Linked DNA regions of Homo sapiens: region 1 is linked to region 2. Evidence: chromatin contacts called from ENCODE Hi-C or POLR2A ChIA-PET data. All regions are on one chromosome and are shown on one strand. The core of a region is the stretch at or near the end of the contact, and the rest is flanking DNA. Distances in the headings are between cores, read along the strand shown.

What was found. Hi-C counts contacts between places; a loop is a spot of excess contacts on that map. ChIA-PET counts read pairs that join two places held with the same protein, here RNA polymerase II (POLR2A). Pooled maps may share reads with other maps.
Region 1: a map of dorsolateral prefrontal cortex shows a loop between it and region 2 (5-fold over the local background). The contact joins two enhancer-like sites. A Hi-C loop is called at or near these places in 5 of 168 maps with a recorded cell type or tissue (CD8-positive, alpha-beta T cell, body of pancreas, breast epithelium and 2 more) and 1 of 50 pooled maps. POLR2A ChIA-PET finds 5 or more read pairs at or near these places in 1 of 52 experiments (AG04450).

The regions. Positions count from the first base shown.
Region 1 is chr7:2,048,018-2,051,122 of GRCh38, reverse strand. The region is part of intron 12 of MAD1L1 (mitotic arrest deficient 1 like 1); the gene reads left to right. Among named protein-coding and RNA genes, the nearest start is that of SNORA114, 39 kb to the left of the region's middle. RefSeq lists an enhancer at 1,054-1,657. Within about 2 kb of position 1,287, at least 2 of the 41 ENCODE cell types and tissues checked have a DNase peak (open chromatin) inside an H3K27ac peak, as active enhancers do.
Region 2 is chr7:2,000,203-2,003,336 of GRCh38, reverse strand. It overlaps MAD1L1 (mitotic arrest deficient 1 like 1), which reads left to right. Exons shown (of 19, transcript NM_001013836.2): 14 at 1,216-1,272. Among named protein-coding and RNA genes, the nearest start is that of SNORA114, 87 kb to the left of the region's middle. RefSeq lists an enhancer at 761-1,749. Within about 2 kb of position 1,761, at least 2 of the 41 ENCODE cell types and tissues checked have a DNase peak (open chromatin) inside an H3K27ac peak, as active enhancers do.

The sequences.
Region 1 (3,105 bases), core at 38-2,537, 48 kb before region 2:
GCTTTGGCCTGACATTGTCCTTGTTTGTGCTTTAAAATCCCCTATCCTGTTTGGTAGAGAAACATGCTCTCTTTAAACTCAGTTTCGAAGAAATCCAAATCTTTGAATAACCTTGATCTTGAAAGGAAAGGAAGTTAGCTGCAGGTGAAAATTGATGGTCATGCTCAAAGGCATGGTTCCCTGCCAAGGAAGCCTCTTGAGTCTTTCTACTAAAAATAGCTGCAGCATCCTGGTGGTGGTGTCTGAACCCTCTCTAGGCCCCTCCTGGAGACATTCAGAGATGTTAAAGGTGACAGCCAGCCTCACCTGGCCGTTCCGCACAGGTGTGTTTGCTCCTGGCCTGTGAGGCACAGGTGGGTGGGCCTGCTGAGGACTGAGCCGCCCTCGGGGGTACTGGGCTGCTCCCTCCGCAGCCTCTGCCCCTTCAGTTGTCCTTGGTGTCACGGCACACCCAAGAGCCTTGTAAGTTCCCTGCACCACAGTCTGGGTGGGTGCCTGGGTCCCTGTGTCCATGGTCCTGGGAGAGGTCCCTGGCCTCAGTCAGAAGGTGTGAAGTGTCTGGACTTTCTCCAGGCCGGTGATAGGCCACTGTTGGCTTGTGGTCTCCATGGTTCTGTGGGTGCTTCAACGGAGCTGCCAGAAAGGTCAAGCCACAGCCTGACACCAGCCAGAGTGGAGGCGGCCCAGGAACCCCCTGGCTCACCACCCTCAGCCTGGTGCTTCCGTCTGCCCGTGTGGGTGTGGACATGGGTCTGAGGCACTGGCTAGGGGATTCCCTGCTTCCAGCAGGCGCGTGAGGTTCCATCCTGGTCTCTGGTTTCTGGTCTGGCCTCATACCTGGCTTAGCTCTCGTAGGAGTGCAACAGGTGGAAGGGGCGGTGATGCCCGCAGATGCTGGGTGAGGTGCCCCGTGAACGTGTGGTCTGGTGCCCGCAGACGCTGGGTGAGGTGCCCCGTGAACGTGTGGTCTGGTGCCCGCAGACGCTGGGTGAGGTGCCCCATGAACGTGTGGTCTGGTGCCCGCAGACGCTGGGTGAGGTGCCCCGTGAACGTGTGGTCTGGTGCCCGCAGACGCTGGGTGAGGTGCCCCGTGAACGTGTGGTCTGGTGTCCGCAGACGCTGGGTGAGGTGCCCTGTGAACGTGTGGTCTGGTGCCCGCAGACGTTGGGTGAGGTTCCTTGTGAACGTGTGGTCTGGTGTCCGCAGATGTTGGGTGAGGTGCCCTGTGAACGTGTGGTCTGGTGCCTGCAGACGTTGGGTGAGGTGCCCTGTGAACGTGTGGTCTGGTGCCCGCAGATGGTGCCAGCAGATGTTGGATGAGGTGCCCTGTGAACCTGTGGTCTGGTGCCTGCAGACATTGGATGAGGTGCCCTGGGAATTACAGTGCTCGATAGTCCTCCTGGACACTGGTGCTGATGAAGCGAGTCTGGCCACCCACGCCAGGCAGTGCCCAGTGCCCCTTGGGTGGCTCCTGCCCTCCAGCAAGACATGGGGATGCTGCTGGACCCAGGTGTCTGTGAGGTCCAGGCACAGATCTTGCTTCTGCAGGAGGCCCCTGGGCGGACTAGGTGAGTCCTTCCTCCTACCGCCTCTTTGAAAATCTGTGTGTGTTTAAACTAAATTTCTTGAGTGCCATCAGAAGGCCCGTGAGCTGGTGAGCTGCCCCCGAGCCTTTTGCCACCCATGGTGGGCATGAGCCACCTACTGAGTCGGCTCCGAGTCAGCAGAGGCCATGGAGTGGGGGCCCCCACTGTGCAGGGAGAGGGTCTGACCCTGGGCGGGGCACCGGGAAGGGAGGTGGAGGCCTGAGGCCAGCCCTGCTGGAATTCCTCTCTTCTAGGGGGAGGAAGCCTAGGAGCTGGAATCAGAAAACCTGTTAGAACCTGAGCTCTGTCACTCTCTCACTTGTGCCTGGCGCCAGCTCCCTTTCCCTCTCTTTGCCTTTGCTTCCTCTCTGGAAGAATGAAGCATGCACGCCTCACCCCATCTGCACGGGGAGCCGATTCACAGATTACATGAGGGAATGCTTTGAAAATATTTTTAAATTGTAATGTTCAAATATATGTGTGAGGTAGTTCATCATCAACTCACTCAACAAACATATGGTTAGTTCTATTCTAAGGTGATGTGTGTTCCTAAAAGTCACCCTGCTACACAAAATCACATTAAAAATAAGATGGGACCCTGATGAAAATGGCAGCATGGTTGACGCGGTCAGTGGCTGGACACAGGCAAGTGTGACAATCGGCACAGCTCTTCGCCTCGAGAAGGCCTGGCGCTGGCTTGGGGAAGTGGGAGTGGTGGCTTGTGAGTCACTGTGGAGTGGGGAGAGCACCTGAAGCTGGAGGGGTGTGGCACAGGGGGCTCAGCCAGGCTCGGGAGGCTCCCATCACAGCTCCGTTCAGCTGAGTGCGGTTTTCTGCATTCGTCTTGGAGGAGGTTCTTCACAGAGGGGCGGAGGGGGACTTTTTGGCCATCACTCAACATCCTATGGGACAGCCCCTTCCTGGCTGACCCACCTGCCTGCCCTGTGCCAGGCCTTATGCAGTGTGGTTGATGCTTATTACCATTCATCAAATTTATTTCCTGACAAATCCTATGTTAAATACCTGGCATGGGACCTGCAGTGAGTGGGCATTCGATGTATAGCGGTCACTGCTGGCATTCGTCAGAGTAACTTCTCATTTCATTAACATCCCTCTAATCATCTCACTTAAAACTCACTTGGAGAATTCTGAGCTCAGATTTGGAAATCCCGTGTTTGTGCAACAGGAATTTGTCGTTGGATGAGATGAAGGAACTTGCCTGGGTGAACAGGCAGGATTCGCAGCCCAGGTAGCTGCTCATTCTCCGAGTCCCTCTACACCTACCCCGCTGCCCGACTAGGGTGCTGGAGCATGGTGTCTGAGAGCACGCGTGTGCGTCAGTGTGCACATGCGTGCACCCGGGTGTTCATGAACACACCCGTGTCGGTGCTCAGTGTGCATGCATGCACACATGAGCATTACTGTGTGCGTGTCTGTGCTGCATGAGCTCTGTGTAGGAGACGTGTGTGCATATCTGTGTTGAGTGCTGTGTATGTGTGTGTCCATACGTGTGTACTTG
Region 2 (3,134 bases), core at 512-3,011:
CCCCCATCCCCACCACATGTGCACATGCCACACACAGGTGTGCATATACATACCCACACTTGTGTACACGCACATACACACGCCTCCCCGCCTCTCTCCCGTTTCTCCTGGTGACTTGCCTGGTGGTTTCCAGTTGCCGCTGGGCCAGGCATCTGCCTGCCTCTCGATTTCTCCCTCACCCTCAGGCCTGCTGGGCCTCCACCCCGCAGATCCCACACCCCACCACAGCCACCTGCCTCACTCCTGGGCTGGCCCTCCATCTCCTTCCCGGACTTTCCTGTGTGCTGTGGCCTGGGGGGGTCTCACAAGGCCCCCTGCCTCGCCCTTCCTCCCAGGTTCTAGGACAGAGCCGCAATGTGTTTAGGTGGTGGGGGCAGTGGGGAGCCAAGCGGGGTCGTGGGAAGGAGTCAGGAAGGGGCAGAGGGAGAGGATGTGGGGGAAGGTAGGAACCGCAGGGGCAGAGGCCCAGGGCGGGGGTCTCCGAGGTCCTGAGCCCCATGCACCGTGCAGGTCATGGGTGCAGGGTCACTGTCCCCAGCAGGGAGCTGGACTGCTGACATCCTGGCCCCACAACCAGACCCAGCCTTGCTGCTCCATGAGGCCTGTTAGGAGGAGGCGGCTGGCTTTTCATTGCTGGCTTTTCTACCCTTAGTGTGGGGTCAAGCCTGGTGCCCTTTGGGGAGTGTGTCGGGGCAGGAGACCCTTCCTGCCTGGGTCGGGGTCCTGCTTGGGGGTGGCCGTGGTGGAGGAGATGCTCTGAGGTGGGGCCTCTGCCTGGAAGGTCACCTGATTCTGTTCTTTAAGCACGAGCCTGCCAGGGAGAGTGAATTGATTTCCTCTGACTGAAAGTCCCATGCTGAACCTTTCCCTCCGTCTCTCCCCAGTTCCACAGTCCCTCTTGGGCCCACCCCTGTCCACCCCATTCACAGTCAGTTTCCTGAGGCAGGTTTTAGGAATGGACCTTGGTTCTGTGAAGCCTCCCGCAGCCCACTCGGTCTTCGTCTCCATCAGTTGTCTCCATCACTGGGCTCTCGGCCTCGCGGGGCAGCCACACTGGCCCCTGCCCACCCTCTGGCTGCCCACTTCCCAGCTCCTGGGTCCCGTTGCTCCCCAGAGAGTGGAGGCTGCGGGGTGGTGGGGGTTGTGTTCCCTGCAGTCCTAGAAATGGGGCCTGGCCCACCACAGTCTCAGGCCGAATCCTGTCTTGTCTTGCAGGCTCAGCTGTCGCAGGCCCTGGAGGAGCTGGGAGGCCAGAAACAAAGAGCAGACATGGTGAGTCAGACGCGGGAGTGGCTGGGATTCAGGGCACCTGGACCCTGGGTCTGGGCAGGGACGCCTGTCCCCATAAGCCTTTAGGCTGCAGGCGCCAGTGCATGGCTGCCTCTTCTGTCGTCGGAAGCTGCGTTGAGCGGGGAAGGGTGTGTGAGGAGCCTGAGTCCCATCTCTACTAGTGACAGGTGGCATGCGCCGGCGGGGAGCACAGCCCCTCGGGCCCCACCACCGTGTTTGTGGCAGGGGGCCAGTGACATGTTTGCCGCATGAGGCCACGGTGTCGGGGCAAAGCAGGTGTGAGAGCCTACGAGGGGTCTGTCCAGCAGCGAACTGGACATCAGTGCTGTGGCTTCATGGACCCCTGTCCCGACCACACAGGACCCGAGTCCCCAGTGGGACAGTGCCTCAGCCGGGGCTTGGGCGCCACTCAGCATGGGTCCTGACCAGGAGAGGGACGTCTCTAGTGAGTGCTTATCTGCCCTCTGTGAATGCAGCAGGCGTGCTTTTAAGCTGTTTTCTCCTCAGCCCACATGGGCCCCACTCTCCTGGCTGCCTCCGAGCCTGGGTGGGGGGCCCGCAGTGTGGGCCCGTGGGGGACCAGGCAGGCTCTCCTGGTTTCTGGACCTCCAGTGTCAAAAGCTTCCCACTGTTTTAGGGAACAAATGGGCTTTGCTTTTGAAGCGTTTTGGCCTAAACAAAGTGTAGGTTCCCTCCATGCTGCCCTGGCCTTGGCCATGTCTGTGAAGGACAAGGACGGCCCTGGGGCATGCGTGCGTGCGTGTGTCTGCATGTTCTGCCCTGGGCCATGCGTCAGGCTGGCCTGGGTCACAGGCAGAGCTGCTGTCGGCGTTGTACGGACCCCAGGGCCTGCAGCCCAGGTCGAGGCTCCCGTCGGGCATCCTTGCTTGCCAGCTCGTGACTGTGAGCCGGTGTCCTGGCTCTCAGGGCCTCAGGGCCTTCCTCTCCACCCGGCAGGGGTGTGCTGAGGGTTCATTGCTTGACAGGCTCTGGGGCTGGCAGCACAGCCTGTGGCGGTTGTGGGTGCGGCCATGGTTACAGGCCCTTCTCATGGGACAGGGTTGGATGGGGTTGGAAATCACCGTCTTGAGAGGTACGGGCACCAGGGCCTAGGCTGGGAATGGGCGAGGGCTGTCTGCAGACCCTGGAAGAAGCTGCCCAGCGGCGCAGAGAGGCAACAGCAGGGCACCGCGCGGGTCTGGGCAGAGCTGGCATCTGCAGGACCAAGGCCAGGTGGGCTGGCAACAGCTGTCCTGAGCCTCTGGAATGGTCGCTGTTCACTCAGCAGCTGCTTAAGGACATTCTTCTTGGTGCTGGGGACGCGGCAGCCAGCAACACAGGCTCCTGCCCTCCTGGAGGCACACTGTTGCCAAGTGAGTAGTCAGTGGCCCATAGGAGAGTGAAAGACAGAACTTCCGGTGGTGGCGAATGGAGGAGCCGCATTCTCCCGGGGCCGCTCTGCAGAGCGTCCTGAGCCAAGCCTGGGGGACCCGACTGTTGGTGGTGGAAATGGTGGGGCAGGCAGGTCCCGGACCCAACAGTGAGGTTAGGGGTGACAGAAGCGGGGTCCGCGGTGGTTGGTAGTCCAACCTTGTGGGCCCTGTGTGGTCACGGCAGGGCTGTGGTTTCATGGGTGGAGGAGGTGGTGACACAACCTGGTGTCCATTCGTAAAGGATGCCTGGCTGCTCTGTGCAGGGCCGCAATGGGTGGGAAGTGGCAGGCCGGGGTGGGAGACGCAGGTGCCCTGGGCTAGGACTGCAATGGCGTGCGGAGGCGTGGTCCGAGTCCGCTGCGTTGAAGGGAGATGCAGGTGAGGTAGAGAGCGTGAGGGCTGGGAATCAAG